2 separate regions of the Homo sapiens genome follow, and region 2 is linked to region 1. A link is a contact called in ENCODE Hi-C or POLR2A ChIA-PET data. All regions are on one chromosome and are shown on one strand. The core of a region is the stretch at or near the end of the contact, and the rest is flanking DNA. Distances in the headings are between cores, read along the strand shown. Region 1 has its middle 46 kb from the start of LINC01023. Region 2 overlaps LOC285638 (a long non-coding RNA gene).

Region 1 (6,851 bases), core at 1,361-3,860:
CAGGTATCCTGGAGGTCTGAAGCTGTCTTTGCTCAGAAGGTTAAGTCTTTGTTTTCGAAAGTTTCTGTCCCTCTCTCTGTGTCTCTATCTTTCTGTGTCTCTGTCTCTCTGTCTCTCTCTCTCTCTCCCTCCCTCTCTCTAACCGCAGGATTGTGTGGATAGGGAGGGCTCTGTTGATTGAAAGAGAGGAGAGAACCCAGTTCTAAGTATGGACGCTTTCCAGAGCCTAGAAGAAGTAAAGGGGTGGTAGGTTCTTGTAGTTGACACTTGTGCCCTCCCCTACACAGAAACTCAGAAGGATGTCTGATGGGACTGGTGCAAGAATGCCTGTTTGCTGAGCACAGAATGCCTCAGTCTTTAGAGCCTCCTCAGAGGACCCAGTGGCTGACTTCGGTGCAGAGGGGCAGGTGCCACAATCAGCAGAGTGCCATGTAATAAGTACAAATAATGAGGATCTCAGTGCAACTATGATGAGCTCATACCAGGCTCTCCTCCCCAAGGTTTTTGGATAGCACAAGCTGCTTGGGACCCTTACATAACACTAGAGAAGAGGAAGAACTCCTAAACATGACTGATACTGAATTTTCCATTGTAATTTTTAATTAAGAAAAATACCCTTTATTGTCCCAAAGATTTATTAAATCAATCTCACCTGATAATATACATACATTTGTGAATGGTGAGATTACCTTAACCATCCCAAAGGTGTTTACTATCTTCATATGAGGTTTTGGTATTAATAAATCAAATGATTTCTTATTGATGAAAATTTTAGGCAATGTAAAAAATAGAAATTTTTAGAGTAATTAAGTCATGAGAAGGTGCTTTTGGGGCTTTGGGGGAATCCATTAAGCTGCCCTTGCTCTTGAGAGCATCCCCATTTCTTCACTTCTGAAATGACAAGATCTTTCAAAGCCCCAACATGGCTTGAGTGTTTGAAAGCTCTAGGATGATTTTTATTTGTTCTCTCTGATAGAAATGTCAAATGCAGGAGTTTGTGTGACACAAAATGTTTAGGCACACATAGCTGTTGCCATGAACAAAATCTTCTGTATACAAAGGAAGTATTCTGAACTGTTTCCATTTTAGTTTCCAGTAGCCTTTAAAATAACCAAATAAGATCAATCATTAGGGCTTAATGACCCAGAAACTAATGCTGGAAACATTTACTCTTTAATGATGTCTCCTCTTCCTTCCTTGGCCTCCCTAACTAACATAAATTCATCATTTGTCTGTGTCTATGAAGTAAGATCAGATTGACTGGGGGTCTCTTCTCAATATTTTTTTTTTACCTTAACCATGTACTGCAGTTGATCAGAGCAATTAACAGTGATCCAATCCAGACAGAAAGTTATTTTAAATAACCTGACAACCAATCTGAATTCCAACTCTATGAAGGAAACTTGGCCAAAATGTGTTTAGTGTGTTCAAACATAGGCACTATTCAAAATCAAAGCAGAAAAAAAATGAAACTCTGTTAAAAGTGGCTCAAGATGAAGGCATTGCAATTCCCATCTTGAGGGCGGCTGATGAGTTCTTTTCAAGGTGAGGTGTGCCCTAGCATGCAGAGAGGACAGAAAGGGATAAAAGGAACAAATAAGCAAACAGAATGTGCTCTCAGAACTCCCAGCTTGATTTCCTCAAAGAAAAAGTAGAAATAGATCAAATCAAAGCATTCTTTAAAGATGCTGAGGTGGCTTTAACTGACTAAAATGTAGCTTTAAAAAAATCAGTATCCTAAATGCCAGGTGATTAATAAAGGTCAAGCAGGCAACTTCCGGACTTTATCAGTATAAGCTTAGTCGTGTGCCTTTATTAGGAAATGATCAATACCTTCCTACTTAGCAATATTTTAGGGAATATTTTCCTATAATAGGTAAGGTTTTTAAAATATGAAGACAAAAGTGTAGTATAGTTACTTTGTTTTTCTGGTAGAGCTAAGGAAGTAAATGAACCTCACAATAGTCAGTTTATGCACCCAAGTGAGATTAATTGCTTTACTTACACCATTACATTATTACACAATTCTTGTTATGTGGGGTTTTAAAAGTCTTCACTGTTTAAGCTGTTTTCATTTTAGTTATTCTGTTATTTACAACTGAAAGAGAAAACTGGAGAGGTCTTTGTGAATCTCTACCATATTTTTTTATGACTTTTGATTTCAAGAACCAAAATTGAGGATAAACCTGAAGCAAACACTGTTGAAATGGCCTTTGCAGTACAGACTTCATAGGCTAGAGGGCACAATTGTTTTAGCTGGTCCAAGGCAATGGAAAGCAAAACCTAGTCAACTGTTTCTTACACAGTGACCTAGCAGTTTTAAAATTTGGACCAAGAACGTGAAATTGCTCCTCGCTAAAAATCCACATCTGCTGGAAGAAACAGTAGAATAAAATGTGCATTTTCTATAGTAGTTTTGGATGTTTTTTGCAGAGGTCCTGGGCTTGTGAGAAAAAATAGAACACTCCAAAAGGTCCTTTGGTTCAGCAAAATTTTCCTATCTTAGATTTATCAAGCTGTCCACTCAGTTTTCAATGTGGCCTTTTCCTTCTAAAAATAACATCCTCAGCCGGGCGTGGTGGCTCATGCTTGCAATCCCAGCACTTTGGAAGGCCAAGGCGGGCAGATCACCTGAGGTCAGATGTTTGAAACCAGCCTGCCCAACATGGTGAAACCCCGTCTCTACTAAAAATACAAAAAAAAAAAAAAAAAAAAAAAAAAAATTAGCCACGCGTGGTGGCAGGTGCCTGTAATCCAAACTACTTGGGAGGCTGAGGCAAGAGAATCACTCGAACCCGGGAGATGGAGGTTGCAGTGAGCCGAGATCACGCCACTGCATTCCAGCCTGGGCTACAAGAGCAAAACTCCGTCTCAAAAACAAATAAAATAAAATAAAAAATAATAACAGCCCCTCCCTCCAATGTTTGTATGTATATATGCATATAACGTACTTGACAAGGAACTTGGTAAATACTTGACTATCATTAGGAAATTACAGGGTTGATTCTAAGTAGTGAGATTATGTCTTCTATGAAAATGGTTTCTTTTTAAAATGTACACATATTAATAATTTTTTTTTCCTAAAGCAGTTAGTTAGTCAATGATATTGTGTGGCCTTAACATTGTCTCTGCCTTTATTTGTTCCCTTCCTGCTTAGGGCTTTCTGGATCTTCTTTGCTGTTTTACCTTTTTTAATATGAAATGCTTCTGGTTTCTCCTCCTCACATATCATGTATGACCCCAAGTCCCAGATTATTTTTCTCTTTACTCATTTCTTCTGCTTCCTTCATGCCAGCACACCCAGGCAGAAGGAGAGCCACAGGAAAAGTGACCTCCACACTCACAAATTCCTGCTTCATTTCATCATGTTTTTTGCCTCACAAACTACAATTCTTATTCCCAAATTCAAATTTTTTCTTGAGTGATAGTTGTCTTTCTCTTCTTTCTGCACACCCAAAGATCTCAAGTAGGATATTTGGGGACTGATGAAGGGGAGAACTCAAGGAAATGATTGGGGCCTCAAAGAAGCTTCTAGGCCAGGTGTGGTGGCTCATGCCTGTAACCCCAATACTCTGAGAGGCTGAAGTGGGAGGATTGCTTGAGCCTAGGAGTTCAGCGCCAGCCTGGGCAAAAGAAGGAGGCCCTATTTCCACACAAAAAAATTTTTAAATAGCCAGGCATGGTGATGGGTACCTGTGGTCCCAGCAACTTGGGAGGCTGAGATGGGAGAATCGCTTGAGCCCAGCAGGTTGAGGCTACAGTGAGCCGTGATCATGATCATACCACTTTACTCCAGCCTGGGCAACAGACTGAGATCCTGTCTCAAAAAAAAAAAAGAAAAGAAAAGAAAAAAGAAGAAGTTTCTAGATAAGGGATAAATGTCTCATTAGATATGATGTTAAATACTTTTTGAAGCCAATCTTTCCACTTCCACCTATGAAATATATTCCAAACCCATCTGTGGTAGGCAGAATGTTGGGCCTCATGACCTTCTCCCTCTGGAGTCACTCCTGTGAATATGTTACTTTACATGGCAGAATGGACTTGACAGGTGTAATTAAGGTTACTAATCAGCTGACCTAAAATGGAAGGTTATATTGGCTTATCCAAGTAGGCCCAATGGAATCACGTGAGCTCTTAAAAGCAGAGATATTTTTCCAGCTAGTAGTAGAAGATAAAGTCAGATATTCCAAGATGAAAAGGATTAAAAGTGCTGCTGTTAACTTGAAGATTAAGGTAACCATGTCAAGGAAATGGCAACCTCAGTCCTATAACCTCAAGAAACTGAATTCTGGCAGGGTGCAGTGGCTCACGCCTGTAATCCCAACACTTTGGGAGGCCGAGGCAGGCAGATCATGAGGTCAGGAGATTGAGATCATCCTAGCTAACACGGTGAAACCCCATCTCTATTAAAAATACAAAAAATTAGCCGGGCATGGCAGCGGGCACCTGTAGTCCCAGTTACTCAGGAGTCTGAGGCGGGAGAATGGCGTGAACGTGGGAGGCGGAGCTTGCAGTGAGCCGAGATCGTGCCACCGCACTCCAGCCTGGGCGACAGAGCAAGACAATGTCTCAAAAAAAAAAAAAAGAAAAAAAAGAAACTGAATTCTGCCAACAAACTGAATGCGCTGGAAAGCAGAATCTCCTCAAGAGCCTCCAGATGAGCCCTGTCCTGCTGATGCCTTGATTTCAGCTCTGCTAAACCCTGAGTAGAAGACCCAGTTGAGCAATTGCTGTGCCCAGACTCTTGACCCACAGAACTGTGTCCATGATAATTATTTACACCACCATTCTTGTTACGTGGGATTTTAAAAGTCTTTCCTGTTTAAGCTATAGTTCTTCTCTTATTTATATTTTAAAAAGAAAATTTATATTGTCTTCTCAAGCTGTGAAAAAAAGGCTTAAAAGTTAAAACTTTCTTTGCATATGTATTATAGAAATGTATTGGTCTTTTGATGAAAGAATGCAGCTGTCTTTGCACTGACTGAATGGATGTCAAGTGCTAGGCTCTGTGCTAGTCAGTTTATAGATCCCACTTCCAGTCCTCATCACAACTTTTATGTCCCAGAGGGAAAACAAATGATCAAATTGAGGGAAAAAAACAGCAACCATATCTGGTGATAAGAAAAATAAGGAACGTTATTTCAAAAAGGAGGCAGGTATATAAGGAAATAGTTTATTTTTGAATCTGACTCCAGTATGTAAAATGTCCAGGGTTTTAGGAGCCACCTACAGAGGGGAAATGTTTCTATCTTTAAGGGTTATGAACCCAGCCTTTCTCTCTGGATGCACTTAACATTTTTTCCTTCATTTCAACCTTGGTGAATCTGACGATTATGTGTCTTGGGGTTGCTCTTCTCGAGGAATATCTTTGTGTTGTTCTCTGTATTTCCTGAATTTGTATGTTGGCCTGCCTTGTTAGGTTGGGGAAGTTCTCCTGGATAATATCCTGAAGTGTGTTTTCCACCTTGGTTCCATTCTCCCCGTCACTTTCAGGTACACCAATCAAAAGTAGATTTGATCTTTTCATATATAGTCCCATATCTCTTGGAGGCTTTGTTCATTTCTTTTCACTCTTTTTTCTCTACTCTTGCCTTCTTGTGTTATTTCATTGAGTTGATCTTCAATCTCTGATATGCTTTCTTCCGCTTGATCGATTTGGCTGTTGATACTTGTGTATGCTTCCCGAAGTTCTTGGCTGTGTTTTTCAGCTCCATCAGATCATTTATGTTCTTCTCTAAACTTGTTATTCTAGTTAGCAATTCCTCTAACTTTTTTTCAACGTTCTTAGCTTCTTTGCATTGGGTTAGAACATGCTTCTTCAGCTCAGAGGAGTTTGTTATTACCCACCTTCTGAAGCTACTACTGTCAATTCGTCAAACTCATTCTCCACCAGTTTTGTTCCCTTGCTGGCGAGGAGTTGTGATCCTTTGGAGGAGAAGAGGCCTTCTGATTTTTGGAGTTTTCAGCCTTTTAGCGCTGGTTTCTCCCTATCTTTGTGGATTTTTCTAGCTTTGGTCTTTGATGTTGGTGACATTCAGATGGGATTTCTGAGTGGACGTCCTTTTTGTCGATGTTGCTACTATTTCTTTCTGTTAGTTAGTTTTCCTTCTAACAGGCTCCTCTTCTGCAGGTCTGCTGGAGTTTGCTGGAGGTCCACTCCAGACCCTGTTTTCCTGGGTATCACCAGCGGAGCTGCAGAACAGCAAAGATTGCTGCCTGTTCCGTCCTCTGGAAGCTTCATCCCAGAGGGGCACCTGCCAGATGCCAGCAAGAGCTCTCCTGTATGAGGTGTCTGTCGGCCCCTACTGGGAGGTGTCTCCCAGTCAGGATACACAGGGGTCAGGGCTCCATTTGAGGAGGCAGCCTGTCCCTTACCAGAGCTTGAACGCTGTGCTGGGAGATCCGCTGCTCTCTTAAGAGCTGTCAGGCAGTAGAGCTTAAGTCCGCTGAAGCTGTGCCCACAGCCGCCCCTTCCCCCAGGTGCTCTGTCCCAGGGAGATGAGGGTTTTATCTGTAAGTCCCTGACTGGGGCTGCTGTCGTTTTTTCAGAGATGCCCTGTCTAGAGAGTCAGTCTGGCTGCAGCGGACTTGCTGAGCTGTGGTGGACTCCGCCCAGTTCAAACTTCCCCGTGGCTTTGTTTACACTGTGAGGGTAAAACCACCTATTCAAGCCTCAGCAATGGTGGACGCCCCTCCCCCCACCAAGCTCCAGCATCCCAGGCCAACCTCAGACTGCGGTGCTAGCAGGGAGAATTTCAAGCCAGTGGATCTTAGCTTGCTGGGTGCCGTGGAGGTGGGACCCACCGGGCCAGGCACGGGAGGGAATCTCCTGGTTTGCCGGTTGTGAA
Region 2 (6,851 bases), core at 1,722-4,221, 630 kb after region 1:
ACAGGAGAAGAGGACCTAAGGAGCATGGGCTGTTCTGAATTGTGGGTGTTACTAGGAATATTATCCAAATAGTATCTAAGTTACCCCACAAACATGGCTTCATAGAGCATATTTCAAACACTCATTACCATTCTGGACAATGTCCAGAAACACTGCCAATGAGGAAAGAGCTGAGGGGCCTTTCCTCCTGCCCACCCCAGCTGCAAAACAAAAACGATTTTTAAAAAGAGGGGGAAAAAACTGATCCCATATTGTTCCTGGGCACAGAGTTAGTATTAAAGTGGAGAGGTACAAAGGGATTGATTTTAGCATTATAATAGGATGCAATTTGTACCTGGAGTTGCCCACTAGTGGGACGAATGACCTTGGGAACTCCATGGCACTGATGTTTCCGTGGGGTGTCGCAGATGTTCTTCTGTATTGGAGGATGAAATTGGCCCAGAGCAATGGTTCTTGAAGCTGGCTGTACTTCGGAATCACTTGAATTTCTATGAACTGAAGATTTCTGGGCCCCACATCAGACTTCATAATCAGAATATCCAAGATGGGAGCTCTAAATATATGTCATTTATAAACTCCCCAGGCAATTCAGATGGGCAACCAGCATTGGGAACCACCCATAGCACTGAACTCTAAGCTCTCATTCCAGACAGAATTTCTGCTCCAGATGCCTACGACAGTAACAGTAATACCTTCATCGTCAGATCTGTTTCTTTTTCCGTGCCTGAGCTTTGCTTTCCTTGGTCTTGGCTTTACTTTCAGCCAGACTCTCTCCAAGGGGTGGTAAACCGACAACTAACAGCTCCAGGCTAGTCCCTTCCAAGTAATACTCATTTGCCAAAATCTTATGTTTTGCATAATATAGATGCATGAAACTAGGAAGAAATTTAGGGGATTATGTGCTATTAACCCACAATTATATGAAAGTTTGCTTCCTTACAGAAAGGGAGCAGCTGGTCTCATTTCCTCCTGAGAACAGCACAAGATAAAATGAGTTGGGTTTAGACACAAAGACAAGTACCTCGTCACTGAAGGTCATCTAACTTCAACTATGTTACTGAGGACAGACACAAATATTCCCTTCCAGGAATCTCTGGAAACTATATGGGTTTCTCCATGCTGAAGAGGGCTAAGTCCTGCCTACAGGTCAGATGCTCCGACGGCACTAGATTCTATATTAACTTTCGGCCCCCAAATGCATCTGCAATTTAGACTGCTTCCTCAGGTCTGACTTCAGTGTCTCTCTAGGATAGGGTGTGGCTGTGTCTGGCAGCAGAGATTGTTGTAGTGGTGGCCAAGGGCCTGGCTTTAATTTTCACATATAAAAAATTGTTTTTGTCTTTCTTTGAAATCAGGGAAGAGGGAAGTGATTGGACTTCATAGTTGTTTTGTTCATTTATTACCTAACTCCCCTGCCTGGAATGAGACAGAACTAATTTGATTGGGTCAAGGATATACTCCCCAATGCCTAGAACTTTCATCGAATAAATAGAAAATAACTGGCTTTAAAGCTGGGAAGAGAAGGGAAATATGTGACTAGCCCGTGGCTGCTTCTCACGAGACTTGGAATGTGGAGTGAATGCAGCACCTGACCCAGCATAAGGTCCCCTCCCCTCCCCACCAGAGCAATGAGCACCAAGAAGAGCTGGTGGTCTGCGAGCTGTGCTCGCCTTGTGGAGAGGTCACTTGGGTCAGCCTCAAACTGAGTCACAGGCAACTGCATATCATCCATATGAGGAAGCTGGGAAGGTGGTAGGGAAGAGCGGATGGTGGGCCAGTGCCAGGTGGGGTAGGGCTCTTCACTACACAGCAAGTAGGTACTCCATGCAGTGTCCAGAGCTCCGTGCTGTCAAGTCAGGGAACCAAAGAGAGATATTTATTAAGCCGGTGTCAGTGCAATGTGACTTCCTGGGCTAATTGATCAAAAGCCTGCTTGTCTTCTCTTCCTCCTTTTGCTTCTCATTGATCTCTAATAACACTCTCATCTTCTGACAGATCAATGTTACAAATGAAAAGCAGCTATTTTCCCTGTAGAAATCCAAATTCACTGGACCTTCCTTGGCCCTTTCTAAGATTGTATTTGACAGAGAATGCCCTGTCTTCATGGCAATCAGTTGCAAGAGTGATCGAGGTAGAGACTGGAGTGCCAGGATGGGGATGGTTTGAAGATCTATTCCACAGGTAACCTGTCCTCCCTTGGGAGTGGTCAGCTAGTCTCGACCATGCCCAGCAAAAATGTCTTTGTAAACAATCTTTTACAATTTACACTTAGGAGACAATGGAGTGGGTATCTTGGTTTTTTTTTTTTAACTTAGAATTTTTTGCCACCCACTGTCTAAACATGACAGACCAAATCTTCTAAAGTGTTTAACACCCACAGCCTGGCAACTTGGAGTAGAAAAACTCACGCACAATATACGCTTTCAAGAGTATTTTTAGTTTATTCCATGAAGTGACTTATTTTATTCTTGTAAAAACCATTTAACTGTCAGCAATGGTTCATGTCTGCTAAGTTCTGCAATTCCCACGAACAACTCAGTTCAAGACAATGAACAGCTTCATCTGAATTTGTTTGTCTCAGTCATAGCAGGCTCACAGACACCTGGTGGGTGTCCCTTGGTTTACCAAGGGAAGCAGTGGCATCTGTTCTCCTAGAATAAAAGTCCAAATCCTCCTCTAGACTAGAGTACATTTAGTTCTACCTGGTGTGGTATATTTGCCTGACATAATGTGTGGGATGTATCATTTTCTTTGGCGGGGGGGAAAAGATGGCAGAGCTAAGCTGGGTAATTTGAAGAGTTTTAAAAACTACTCACAGTGATGTGGGCACGGTGTTAGGAACTAGAAGGAAATTTCCAGGGCTAGCAACAGCAGGGAGTCACTACTCTTGGTCAGAGGGGGGATGGAACAGTTACACCATCCCAGGAAGAACAGCTGCAAGTGGAGCTGGCCTAGCCCAGAGCTCGCCCTCTGCCCACTCTCCAGTCTCCTGCCAGCAGCTCCTGTCAGCCAAACCCCATCAGAAGCCAGAAGGCAAGGGAGCCCGCTGAGGTAGCCTCCAGGGGCACAGAGCAGGTTGGCCACAGGATCCCAAGGCAAGTGGAAGATATGCAGCAAGTGACAAGGATGGAGGGAGACAGGGGTGATCCACTGAATGCTCCCATTCATCTGTGTTCATTCCTTCGTTCAGACATGTTACTTGCTAAACACCTTCTATAAGTGAAAGCACCTTGGAAGACACAGGTGAAGCATGGTAAATGGTCCCTTCTTTCAGGGTGCCCTTAATTGATTGGGAAGACTAGGGATCCCCACACAGAATGCCAAAATAAGCGCTAAGCTGCCAGGCAGAGCACTGCAGAGCTCATCGGTGGGACAGGAGTTCGCAGGCGGGAGAAGGCAGTGTGGGCTCTGGAGGAAGGTGGGTGCAGGTGGGAGCGTAAGAGGATTTTAACAGGTCCCAGGCGGGGTGGCAGGAGAGTCCTGAACTCTTCAGTTCCTGCCTCAGCACTTCTGTGGAGTGAGGGACTGGCCTCATGATTTTTTAATGAGTTCTAAGACTGTAGAAAAACTTTAACTACATATACCTTTTTACTGAGTATTTACAATGTGCCAGGCGATTTACCATAATCTTTTGTCAAGGCCTTACAGCACTGCTTTGATGGATGTTATTTCCCACATTTTATGGATGAGGACAAGTGAAACTCTCAGAGGCAGGGTGTTTTATCTAAGGTCACATCTAGTGGTACAGCAGCTTGGATTCAAAGCCAGTTGTTTCTGACATCAAATTCCAAGCTACTAACCTCCTTAAGGATAAAGGACAATTAGCAACAGTATCAGCCCTGGGTTGAAACATTTTTCCGATATCCTCATGTGCTCTCAGATGCCTGGCACCTAGAACCTGGTCCCCATTTTAAGAAGCTGTCTGACTTATAAAATTGGTTTCCACATGAGCTGCCTGCACTTAGGTGTATGTAGTATTCACATCTGAGGAAGTCTGCATGGGCTGCTGTCTCTGTATTATCTCTGTTTAAAGTCCCCTAATGATTTCTCATTTGCCCTGAATCCATGAACTGTGTAGACAGACAATGGCCTCCTTCTTCCTCTGATAAGATTTTCTACTATCCACCATGTTCTCACTCAGCCCCAGCCACACTGGCTTTTTCTTTGACAAGTTACATTCTTTCCCCCATAGGTTCTTTGCCCTAGGTATTCCATCTGGAATCTTCTCCCTGTAGATCTTTACGGATTGGTTCCTGTTATTCACTCAACAGAAATGTCCGAGTCCTTTTTCTGATCATGCCCCATCATGGTTCCCCATTCAATCTCTGAATCACCACCTTGTCTTATTGTCACTGTAAGATTCATCACTGTCTGATATTTGTTATTGGTTTACTCTGTCCACATGAGGGCTGGAAACTTTTGCTATCTTAGGCAATGCTAGATAACTGTGCCTCAAGTAGTATCTGGATCCTTAAATGTTTTCCAAATGAATGAATTCATGGAGATGAAACCTGGCTCTGAAAAGTAGTAACAGTAGGGTATATTCATTATTTTATACTTGCCCATGTGTCAAGTGTTATTTGTACTTATATTTGAAGATGAGCAACGTGAAGTTTAAAGATGTCCAAGGATGGGCATTTGTGTTGGCTCCAAGTCTTTGCTATTGTAAATAGTGCTGCAATAAACCTATGTGTGGATGTGTCTTTATAGAAAGATTTATAATTCTTTCGTATATACCCAGTAATGGGATTGCTGGGTCAAATGGTATTTCTAGTTCTGGATCCTTGAGGAATCACCACAAAGCTGCAAACCATCATTCTCAGCAAACTAACACAGGAACATAAAACCAAACACCACATGTTCACACTCATAAGTGGGATTTGAACAATGAGAATATGTGGACACAGGGAAGGGAACATCACACACCAGGGCCTGGCGGGGGGCGTGAGGGGGTAGGGCAAGGGGCAAGGGGAGGGAGAGCATTAGGACAAGTATCTAATGCATTCGGGGCTTAAAACCTACGTGATGTATTGATAGGTGCAGCACACCACCATGGCATATGTATACCTACGTAACAAACCTGCACGTTCTGCACATGTATCCCAGAACTTAAAGATGTCCAAGGATATGCAAGCAACAGGACTATAACATACACCTCTTGAAGCTAAGTCATTGGCTTTACAAATCCACTATTGCTGCTTATATGTTTTATGGCTGTGATTGGGAAGCTCCCAACCCCCACAAGTACAGTAGCTTAAATAAACATTTTTCTCTCACATGTTATTACAGAATTCAGTGTCTGTCAGTCAGAAAGTGATGTCCATCCCTGGATCCAAGTTGGCTGTCCCAGTTGTTGGCATTTCCTAGCCAGTTGAAAGGGGGAAAGAGGGAGTGGACAGCCCAAAGCTTCCTTAGGAAGACATGATGGGGAAGTTGCACACACCGCCTTCACAAGAGATATAGGAGAAGCTAGTTTGGGGAATGTATGCCCAATTAAAACTTGGCGAGTTTTGTTACGAGAAGGAAGAGGAGAGTAGATGTAGGGGGCAATGAGCAGTCTGAGACCTTGTCACAAGCCATCAGATGATACAGGTTATCACCGTAACCATTTTACATAGGAGAAACAGGGGCTCAAAGAAGTTCACCATTGGCCAGCCTTAATGAAATGGTTTTCACCATTAGTGAAATAGCAGAAATCATAATATTCCACTTTAGTTCCCCATTTCATCATTTCACACACAGATACCACTTCATGTTCTGTGCTCAGATGAGATTAGCCAATTTTAATCCTGCTACATCATTCAGCCTTGATCTCTTAGAAGTTTAAGAGTGATTAAAACACTCTTAGAAGTGTTTCAATCAAAATGGACAAGGAAGTAAGCAGAGGTGAGAGCCCAGAGGGCTGGGACGCTGTCTGACCCTTTGACAGCATAGCTTGCCTCCTTCTGTATACTGGGCTCCTGGGGAGACTGCCTTCAAAGGCTGTATACCCAAATAAGGTAGGACTCGGGTCTCAAGCAGATGGGGTTGAGTGTACATTGGGGGCTTTGTAAATAATGAGAGTCAGGTTCTCTGGTTGCTGAGCAACAAACAGGTCATCAGTAGGTAGAGTAGTCACAAGTTCTTGTTTGCTGGGACAGTCCTTGTTTACAGCTGTTGTCACAGTGTAATTAAGAATGCCCCTCTCAAAACTGCACCAGTTTAAATAAATTATAATGTACCCTACCGATAGGCCTATGTTACCGCTGACACTCAGGCTTAAATGTTTTGGGGCAAAAACACTTTGGAAATGTTGAACAGCTAAGCAAGAGAGATGCCTGACATGCCTTAATTCAAGTCTGTGGATTTGATTGCCATTGTGAAGTCCCAGTGAGAAATTGCTAGTTATTTCCTGGTTCAAATTAGTGGAAATTCCATTCTGCTGGGTAAACCCAAACAATCTAGTTATAAAGGTAATTTTGTTATCTGTTCTTAGATTATCAAACAGCATGTCTTTGTTTTATACTGTAAATTAATGATTAAAATATCTAGAAACAGAAGCATGCATAGTCACAAATTATCCAAACTACATAAGACTTTATAAAAATCTGTAAGACACATTTAATAAGTAACCTAGAATTCATCTATTTCCCGTCTATGCCCTTTGGTTTCAATGACACTTTTCAGAATACTGAGTGACACTGCACATGGAATTTCAGAAATGTTCTGAGTTAATCAAAATGTACTCAATTTGTAGCACAACAATTTTATTTCCCAGGGGTCATCACCACCACTCCATATCTAAGAACCTGATAAAAAATCCTGGAGATTTGTAAAATGAGTTCTCAAGGAACTTTGGAGTAAGAAAGATG

What was found. A loop is a pair of places that touch in the nucleus more often than their neighbours do. ChIA-PET counts read pairs that join two places held with the same protein, here RNA polymerase II (POLR2A). Pooled maps may share reads with other maps.
Region 2: a loop to region 1 is called in a map with no recorded cell type, with 2.0 times the contacts of the local background. The contact joins two enhancer-like sites. A Hi-C loop is called at or near these places in 3 of 37 single-sample maps with no recorded cell type and 4 of 50 pooled maps. POLR2A ChIA-PET finds 5 or more read pairs at or near these places in 1 of 52 experiments (Panc1).

The regions. Positions count from the first base shown.
Region 1 is chr5:108,679,249-108,686,099 of GRCh38, forward strand. No RefSeq gene overlaps it. Among named protein-coding and RNA genes, the nearest start is that of LINC01023, 46 kb to the right of the region's middle. RefSeq lists enhancers at 2,147-2,647, 5,996-6,629, 6,630-6,851. Within about 2 kb of position 2,611, at least 2 of the 41 ENCODE cell types and tissues checked have a DNase peak (open chromatin) inside an H3K27ac peak, as active enhancers do.
Region 2 is chr5:109,306,905-109,313,755 of GRCh38, forward strand. The region is part of intron 3 of LOC285638 (a long non-coding RNA gene); the gene reads right to left. Among named protein-coding and RNA genes, the nearest start is that of PJA2, 100 kb to the right of the region's middle. Within about 2 kb of position 2,972, at least 2 of the 41 ENCODE cell types and tissues checked have a DNase peak (open chromatin) inside an H3K27ac peak, as active enhancers do.